Linked DNA regions of Homo sapiens: region 2 is linked to region 1. A link is a loop called in an ENCODE intact Hi-C map of the cell type or tissue named here. Cell type or tissue: Calu3. All regions are shown on one strand. Region 1 has its middle 260 kb from the start of RPS6KA3. Region 2 has its middle 540 kb from the start of CNKSR2.

What was found. A loop is a pair of places that touch in the nucleus more often than their neighbours do. Peaks named below come from ENCODE experiments on the same cell type or tissue, not always from the same donor. Only the 100,000 strongest peaks of a DNase experiment are listed, where the experiment ranks them.
Region 2: a loop joins it to region 1, with 2.5 times the contacts of the local background. A loop is called at or near these places in 1 of 110 quality-filtered maps.

What each region holds. Positions count from the first base shown.
Region 1 is chrX:20,528,133-20,533,132 of GRCh38, reverse strand. No RefSeq gene overlaps it. Among named protein-coding and RNA genes, the nearest start is that of RPS6KA3, 260 kb to the right of the region's middle. In Calu3, a CTCF peak has its summit at 2,642 (motif pointing left); a DNase peak (open chromatin) is centred at 2,612.
Region 2 is chrX:20,828,271-20,833,270 of GRCh38, reverse strand. No RefSeq gene overlaps it. Among named protein-coding and RNA genes, the nearest start is that of CNKSR2, 540 kb to the left of the region's middle. In Calu3, no CTCF peak of the experiment used is centred here; a DNase peak (open chromatin) is centred at 3,110.

The DNA.
Region 1 (5,000 bases):
TTTATATGGCCAATATAAGAGCTCTCCTACATACATTTAGAAGGGCAATTAAGAACAATAGTAGTCAGTGGTTGCCAATGTTTACTTGAAAGCTAAGACTTACTATGAGGCAGATGCTGTGCCAGGGACTTGACACGCAGAATCACATTCAATTATCGCATCAATCTGATGACTAGGTATCATTACACTCTTCATATTTTAGATAAGTCAACTGAAAATTGGAGAGGTTAAAGAACTTGACCCCAGGTTGCCAAGCTGGTAAATGGCAGTGCCTAGTTGCAGCCCTAGATTGGCTTGGCACCATAACTCATGTTCTGTATGCAGAAAATCACTTGTAAATTTTGAAATAGAAGCTAATCCTGGTATCTTATGTCAGGTGCTCCCAGAAGCAGACCCAGAAACAAGGATTTATGGTGGCAGCACTCTGTCCACAGCACTAGAAAAGGGAAGTGGTCCCAAGAAGGGAAGGCAGCCAGTAAAGGGTGAGCATCCTTTGAGGAACTCCGGAAGATAGCATAGAACATAACCCAGAGTTAACCTAACCAGGATGGGAGGAAACTGAGCTATTTCTCCACCCACTCCCATGCCGGTCATTGGTTGAGAGCTGCTTTGGGGACAGCTGAGTATGGACGGACCATATTCCCCAGTTAGAAAAAAAACCTCAGACAGAGAGTCACAGACATTCCCACAAAGCATCCTGCAGCAAGTAAAGTGAGTTCTGGGGGCTGCAGGCAGGGCACCAAGAGCATCTGCTACAAATGCATATGGCCCGAGAACTAAAAAAGGAGAGAACCACCCACCCCTGGGCTCACATGTTCAATTAAGTTGCTTCGCACACCATCCTCTAGACTCAGTTTAACTGGTATTGGTATTGGCTTTCACCATATTTTTCCAATAATTCTGTCTTTTCTGTGTCCAGCTGGGCGACACAAACTTTGAAGGAGACATGGGAATGACTGTGGGGCTGCTACCACCAGAACGGTGGAGCCCCCACTCCTCCTCCCACCTTTGCACACCAGCACTTTCCACCTGCGAGCACCACACTACACTATGGAAATCTGTACCCTGCCCATAACAAATTTCTCCCATTGTTCGTTTAGGCTGCAGAGACTAGATGATCTAAAAGTCCCCAAATTCCAATTTTTGGAGACCCAGATGAGGTCATTTTCCAAGGATCATATCTCTGAAAAATCCTCCTTCAATTTCTTCATTCGAGATTTTGCAACACTGAAGTTCCTACGTTAGTAAACATATGACTAAGAGAGCTAAATATTGCATAGTTATCTGGGGTTAAATAACTCTTTGAGCAGTTTTATAGGTTGGATGTTTTAGTGGTAACGATAAATATTAATAGTAGTGAAGTGTTCTCATATAATGATGGCTTGGTATGTGCCCAGCCATCTAATTAGCTCATTATTTCTCACTATAACCCTAAAAGATTCTTGCAGTCTAAGAATCAAAAGCCCAGATGGTTAAGTAACTTGTCTGAGGTCACATAGCAAATTAAAATGGATCCAGGGTCCAAACCTGTCTGTTGTTTGTTTGTTTGTTCGTCTGTTTTACCATATACCACAGTGTCTGTCTAGCATTGCCCAGAGAGAACTGCTCTGCAGCTCTTCCCATCAAAACACTAGAGAAATTATTGCTAAGTAATGGGCTATTTTCATAAATATGACTTATAAAGTACTTCAGAGCTGTTTGAAATGCAGTATTAAAATAACCTGCAAAATGGTTAATTTATTATTGGGTGCTGCTGTATTCTCCACAGAAGTCAAATTAATAACATTATCTACATTTGTCCTTGAGAAGATAACTTAGTAGAATGGAAGGCATTCTGACATCATCTAATTGCCAGCTTGCAGAACTCAGGCCCAAAGACGTTAAGTAACTAACTCAAGGATGCTCAGCCAGCTAGTTAGCAGTCAGCCAGGATTAGGCCCCCAGCTTCCCCCACTTCAGGTCTGTAGCTTTTTCCATTCACCCCACCGGTGTGTGTCTTTTCATTCAAACTGCCCCCTTGGGCAATTACAGATGCTCACAATCTTTAGCACTAATGCAAATTTCAGTTCCACTGCCCCGCGTTTCTAACAATTCTCTGAAATGTTTTTCTCACAGGCATTTAGGATAGTGATATAATAACAGTTTTTTAATGTCTTTTCTCCGAAAGAAATAACAAACCAAAGCTCCAGGCTTCTGTTTCATCGTTATATAATACTTGTCTGGGATTGCAAATCACTTGCAGAAGGACAGGGCTCGGGGGAGGAGGGGGTGGGTGTGAATCTTTTGTGGTTTCTTGGGTAACGTGAAGCGATTTGTCATTTTAGAGAGGCTGGAGCCTATGCCCTCAGATCCATTAGCGATCAGACTTGTTTTGATTATCTTTGAAACCTTGCAGTTTCTGAGGCTGTCCCTGAATGGGGGTAGAACACAATGGTTGCAGACAGACCTGTTTTTCTCTCTTCCCTTCCACCCAAGTAAGAGAACAGGCTAATAATAAATCAAAGTTCTAGAACTTGAATTTGAACTGAAAATACCTCCGACTAAAACCTGTTTCTTCCATCCTGCAAATAGGAGGGGAAGCAATCCGCCAGAGCAGGGAACTGCTGCATTTTCTGTGAATGTGCGCCCTCTGATGGTAAATTTTGGTAACGACTGGCTCTCGGGAGAAGTAAACAAAATTATCATACCAAAAAGAATATTTTATTGGGGGGGAAAGAGCTACAGAGGACTCATTAATGTTCAACTTTATAGTCATAAGTTGGCGGTTATGGAGGACCCACTGAGAGTTGCTTTAGTTCTCGTGGAGATTTGCACAAGAGAAATTCAAAGCATTGTTACTTAGGGAGCTCTCAAAATACCTTGTTGCTGGGTGTATTTATAGAAGTTAAAGCAACTCCGAAGGGGCAGCGGTGTAAGGATTTGGGCTATTCACGTTAAACTCTTACTAAAATAGTCAAAAGCGGTGTGCAGTTCCCTCAATTTGGGAAGACAGACAAAATGAATTCCAAAGCAAATTGAGATAATTTTAAAGTGTTTTGACTAAAAACAAATGGGGTGGAGTTTTTTTCTTTAATACAGTACAATAAGCTATGCCTTCAGTGGCAAATCCCCCATTGATGAATCTTTTCTTTCTACTTTTGTGCCTCCTTGTAAAAGCCCTGCAATCTGCTGAATATCTTTACTTAAGTATTTAGATGGAAAGGGCAGCAAGAGAAAGCCAGTTACTTTATTAGGCATTCCACTCGGCAATATTCCATTCCCTGGTTCCTGCTCACATTTGATAAGGAATGCATTCCACTGATCTATGCTTAGCTGCTAGTGGCTGAAAGAATTTCCCCTCATCATTCCCTTCCCTGCTTCTCCTTTTTCACTCTCCCCCCCACCCACAGACATCTCTAATTCAGGCCACCTCAACTGCCTCCATTATTCATCCAGATCATTCCTAACCTCGCTGTGCACAAGCACCCACGTTTATTTCCTTGGTGATGCTCAGTTTGACCTCTTGGTGCACAAGAAATACAAAATCAAATCAGCTGGCTGAGTCTAGCACTCACGGGGACTATGCACAGGTTTTGCTGTTCCCACTCTGGAACCAATCAAACACGAGCCCATCAGCAAACAAACCACATTATATAAAGCAGCCGTGAGGCCAGCTGTGAGACCAAGAAGGCAGATCACACGGCCACAGTTTTACCCACGTGCTTGGAGAATCCTCCATCAGCTGCTCGTGAAAACAAATCCAGACGTCTGTAGTTGTGCATACATTTTGTGCCAGCCAGCAAGCACACAGGTATAGAATAGAACCTCTTGCTACATTTGTGTATCCAGAAAGCAAAATACTTAGCGGGATTCACGTTGCCCCAGGGGAATACAGACACATATTTTGCTTCTTTGAAATTCCTTCAAGTCTTGATGATGGCCAGCAGTGTGCTGGGGATGGCTTTAGCTCATTTGTTTTCCTACCAAGGCAGCATGTGTTTAGTGACTAAGGTGAACAGAGCAGCCGTGATCACAGGAGGGTAACCAAAAATCAGCCTTCCTGCTCCTTGGATGAGCTTTCTCACTTGACTGCTCTGTGGAAAGAAAAGAGGACGTCTGAGAAATTCAATTTAGTTTTAATAACCTGACTCCTATTTGCTAATGTTCCAAACTGCATTTAAAGAAGTCTAAATCTCAGATGGAGATTTGGTTAGAGCAATGAGTGGGCAAGTAAAACATCTTTCCACCTGGAAAGAAATTGTGATAAGAAAAAAGATTTGAATTGAAATCATTTTTCATCCAAGTAATTTAGAGTGATCCTAAGTAGGTCATTGCACTTCGGCGCTGCTGTGCATTCAACTGATGCTCATTCAGCTTTGGGCAATGGTGAAGCATTGATTTTAAGTAGAAACTTTTTTTCTCCCAAGATATCTCATATTTTATATGCAAGAAAACTCTTCTCACTTTTGAGATCAAATTTATATTATATGGATGTTCTCTTGTTGTTATATGGTTAATATAGCATTGCACGGTAGAAGGAAAATAAGTAGAATGTTAAGAGGGAGAGAGTGTAAGAGGGAGGTGAGATAGAATGGGAGATAGAGAGGGGGTGGAGAAAGGAAGGGGGGAGAAAAGTGAAAGAGCCCACGAATGCCTATGGGTGTTAGAGAAAGCAAGTCCCACTGTGCGAGAAAAAGTGAGTGTCAATTCATTTCTGATGATAGAGAGGACTAATTAGAGAAAGCTAACAGCTCAACAGAATCTGGGGTTGGGGTAATCCAACTATGCATAGCCCCTTCCCCACTGGGAATCCTTGCTGACAGTACTGTAATGGGAGGTGTCACTGATATGAGATTGTCAGCCATAAGAAGCATGTGGAGAAAGAAAAGGCTGAGGACCTGAAAGTAAACAAGGGAGAAAGAAATGAATCCCTTCATTGCAAATGAAAGATAACAAATACATATTTGAAGATGAGATACGGAAACTCCCAAAGAAGACAATAAACCCAGTAATTAAATCAT
Region 2 (5,000 bases), 300 kb before region 1:
TTTAGGTGGTTGTTACATTAACATACATATACAGTGTACCATTTTAAGTAAACATATTTGGAGAACTCATACTCTCTGATTGAAGACTTATTATAAAACTATAGTAATCAAGACAGCCTCACACGAGAATGACCACTTATGTAGTTTGAGTTTAAAATACCAATAAAGTTTTTCCTAATAAAAGTTTGAAATACTTGCCCTCCCATATGTTACTTGGTACTAAAATATCTTTTAAATGAAAAAAAAAATCTTTCCTTCCACACGTAGAAATGAGGCTTCAAACACAATATTGTGGTGCCATAATTATAGGTGAATGAGGAATAAATAAGAAAGCTGTTGAACCAGGTGGTTCTGCTCAGGGTTGCCATCTGCCATATAATGGGTCAGAACAAACTTCACAAGCCACACGGTATTGGTTTAAGGAATAAGTATCGGTGGGAAAAGAGAAAAATCACAAGGCCAGAGTCAGCCTCCAGAGATGGTTGTGGTTCCCTAATTTGACCATCTTCCTTTGTGGGAACGTTTTCTGGACCTGGCTGGGGTTTGACTCCAACGAAGATAACAATATTTTACTCTTGGGTCTCTCTTCTTATGACGCAAGTGTGAAATTGTGGCTTTGTTACTGAATGAAATAAATAGGCTGTTTGGAAACAGGAATCTGGATTTAGGATGCTAGCTACTCCAGTACCTGGGGCCTGTGGAGCCCTTGAGAAGTTACAGTTCTCCTTGTGTGTCTGAAGGTGGGAGGAGGAAGAGGTTGGACAGGAAGCCACCAGTGCCATTGTGAGCTTAGCTTGGGCACTGTCCCTCCTGCTGGGAAAAGATTCTCCCAGATTGCAATCAGCGTATTGTCCAGGCAACCTAGTGGGGGCACCTGAGTAATGTTCACGTGAGCCTGCTTTTTGAATTACAAATACTTTTCTTTCAGGTCTTTTTTTTTGGAATGGAGGTGGGAGGGGAGGGCTAAGGTAAGAAGGGATAGATTAGATAAGAAAGGCCAACAGCATACATCTGTATGTTGAAGAAAAAACTCATGAAAAAGAACATGAGAGTCTAGAGAGACTGACTACAAACTTCATCATTTATCATTTCGTGTAGGAAATTTCTTCCAAATACTAACACTGGGGGGATGGAAATCTGCAAGAGATAATGTATGTCAATATTATCTTCTAATCTTAAAACCTGCAGACCCAAAGTCACACTACATGCACTTAACAAATCCCTGCTTCTCATAATAATCCCAAAGCACTTGGTCAATGTGTTTATCTTCTTGAACAATATTCTTTCCATTGCTTTATACAGACACATTGTTTTAATCCAACACATCTCGTGATCTTCACTAACTTAGATTTGAGAATCTCAGTGCATTGGAAAACACTGCTTTGGAATTTTACCTTAAAGCATTTCTGTCTTACAGTCATATAGACTAACTCCCAAATCTCTTACTGAAAGTTAAATCAATATAGACATTATGCATCTATTAGTTACTAAAAAAAGCCAAAGTTTCTTAATTAAAACCATCAAATAGGAAGGACAAACACCAATTAACTATAAAATACTATAGCAAATATTTATAGTCCAGAAATATCAAAAGTTAACTATACATAAAATATATTTCAATTTCAGTGAAAGAAAAAATTATTCTGAGGCAATTGCACACAACTTTTTATTCCATGTATTCAGAGTTCTACATTTATCTTTTTCAATTTTCTCATTTTACATATAAGAAAATTTCACATGACCATGATACTGTGATCTTCAGCTTTTGATTATCTTATAAATCAATTTTTGGCATTTGCATTTAACAGCAATGCTTCTTGGCTTAACCAATGTTGGCTTTATTTTTCAAGAGCTGGCTCCTTAGGTTGCTTGAGGAGATCAGCATATGGTGTTTTTTGCAAGGATTTTAAACTTTGATTTATGGGGATTGGAAAAGGTGTCTTAATAAACAACTGCTTTTATTATTTTATTTATTTTCATTTTAGAGATAAGGTCTCACTCTGTCCCCCAGGCTGAAGTGCAGTAGTACGATCATGGTTCACTGCAGCCTTGACCTCATGGGCTCAGGTGATCCTCCCACCTCAGCCTCCCAAGTAGCTGGGATTACAGGTGCGTGTCACCATGCCCAGCTAATTTTTTGTATTTTTTGTATAGATGCCCAGGCTGGTCTCGAATTCCTGGGCTCAAGTGATACACCTGCCTCAGCCTCCCAAAGTGCTGGGAGTACAGGTGTAAGCCACTGCACCTGGCCAAACAACTACTTTTAACATGAATATATGTCTGTGAACATCTTCTTACCAGAAAGGTTGGTCATTCTTTATCAGATGGGTGCCTGGGTTCATATTTCCTGTTTATAACTGTACCCATTCAAGGAAGAACTACTGGAAATAAGATATGGTGTAGCTCTTTTCTATAACAGTCATTTTAAGAGAGAATAATATTCATTTTCTTGACCCTAAAGGCTTCCAATTGTCTGTGCAAGAAGAGTGAACACTATCTTAATTAGCTTCACATGATTTATTCTTGGAGGTGTTAAGGGACAACATTAATTTATTTGAGGACAAAAAGCTCATAGCTCTTCTTAATGAATATTGCTCCAATCTTGAAATACTGATTTAACAATGTGGTTCTAAAAAGTAGCTTAATTTAGACAAAAAATAACACTTAATAATCAATATAGAACCAGGCAGCTGAGACCCAGATGCAGTCCAAACTGAAAGCATACACATATTAGTCCCTCTGAGAAGACAGATTGTAGATCTGCCTTTGTGAATACAATCTAATGCTCCTCATTTTCCTTCAAAGAAATGTAGTCAAAATGTTTTTTTTTCTCTCCAGGCTCTGCGCCAGGCACATACTGTGCAGGCACTGTCAAAACGATGTCACTGCAGCTAAACTCATTTCCTGCCTAAGTCAGTCCTGAATTTCCATCCCTTTCTTCTTGATGTTTACCCTTCCTGCCATTATCTTGAAGTAACCTCTCATTCATCTTTCAGAGAAAATAAAATAATCCCATTCGTCAATTATTAAATAGTAACCAATACTGCTGACCATTGTTTGCCTTCCTGTGACCAGCCATTCACCATGCTAGTGACATGGTGATGTCTCATTTGCCTTCAGAAGGTGATTAATCATTCTGAGGCAACAGACCACACACAGCAGTCTGAGGAAGTGGTGACAGAAGCATTCAAGATGTAGTACAATTTTATAAGGCTAATCCCACATAACTGAGTTGATGATTGCGTTATCCCTCTTTCCCCCTTGTCTGCAAATTGTCTCATATTTTAAAGGTAATATATATCAAAGTCTAAGTAAGGAAGAGTTACTGCTCATAGCATAAAACTTTGAAAAGAAATGCTGATAAGAACCCTTCGATTTAGATGAGTAAACTACTAGAATATGTCAAAACACACAAATATTTGCAGTGAATCATCAAATGCTGGTATAACAGGGATTGTTAGTATCCTTGGGAAAAAATACCTTGAATTTCTATAGATAAGCAATTTGTGTTTTTTTATGCAGTCAGTTGGCAAGGCTTTATTGAGTGTCTATGTGTCCAGTATGTCCAAAGCCTCAAGGAGAAGAAAACAAAAGGGACAACTCCAGTATTATAAAACAGCAGGTCAACAAACTACATGGAAACCCAAGTTCTTCTGAAGGGGATTTCAGGTAGAGTTCTAAGCCAAAAAATATTTTTTTCTCTGCCAGGCATGGTGGCTCACGCCTGTAATCCCAGCACTTTGGGAGGCCGAGGCGGGCAGATCACGAGGTCAAGAGATTGAGACCATCCTGGCCAACATGGTGAAACCCCGTCTCTACTAAAAATACAAAAAAATTAGCCAGGCATGGTGCAGGGCGCCTGTAGTCCCAGCTACTCGGGAGGCTTAGGCAGGAGAATGGCGCGAACCCGGGAGGCAGAGCTTGCAGTGAGCCGAGATCACGCCATTGCACTCCAGACTGAGTGACAAGAGTGAAACTCTGTCTCAAAAAAAAAAAAAATATCAAACTATAGTTCATACAGGTAATAGTAATAATAATTAACACTATTGGCAAAATTAAGGCACATGGAAGTTTAATAAGTTCGTCAAGATTATAAAGTGAGCATAACAAAGAATGTAGAAACAGTGTATAGGTTTTAAAGGCCTAGAACATTTGCATTATCTGGAATCTGGATTAAAACTTCCCAGGAAATTGTGTTTATTGCCTCAATTTGTTCTTATGTGAAACAGAGAACTAAATGAGATAATGTATAAGTAGCACTTAATAACATAAATAATATACAGTAAATCTGTGTAAGTAGGTGGCCTTTAGTGCAGATGAACAATTTGCTCTAAGCATAGCATAGCTCCTGTAGTCTTAGTAACAGAAAATGATCACATATTGCAGGTTAAATTGAGCAAGTCAAAGCTTTCACCTTTAAAAATATAAAAACTTAGCTGAGAAATCACCTGATTCTCCCCCAGGAACATTTGAATACATTTTCGATTATCAATATATAATGGAAATGCTACTGCCATCCAGTAGGTCGAGGTCAGGGATGCTGTTAAAGACTGTACAATGCACAGGACAGTCCCCTACAACAAAGCAGTATCCAAAATATAAACCCTTGTCTAAGGTAATTGGCATAAATTAGAATGCCAATTTAGCTCATGTTGTAATAGAACTATTGAGGGTGTCTGATGTAGAAGTGGGTTTGGTCTCAGGTACAGTGGCTCACTCCTGTAATCTCAGCACTTTAGTAGGCTGAGGCGGGAAGATCACTTGGGCTCAAGCGTTGGAGACCAGCCTGGGTAACAAAGTGAGACCCTGTCTCTATGAAAAAAAAAAAAAGAAAAATAGCCAGGTGTAGTGGTGCATGCCTGTAGTCTCAGCTACTTGGGAGGCTGAGGTGGAAGGATCATTTGAGCCCAGGAGGTCAAGGCTGCAGTGAACCATGATCATGCCACTGCACTCCAGCCTGGGTGACAGAGCAAGATCCTGTCTCAAAAAATCAAAAACAA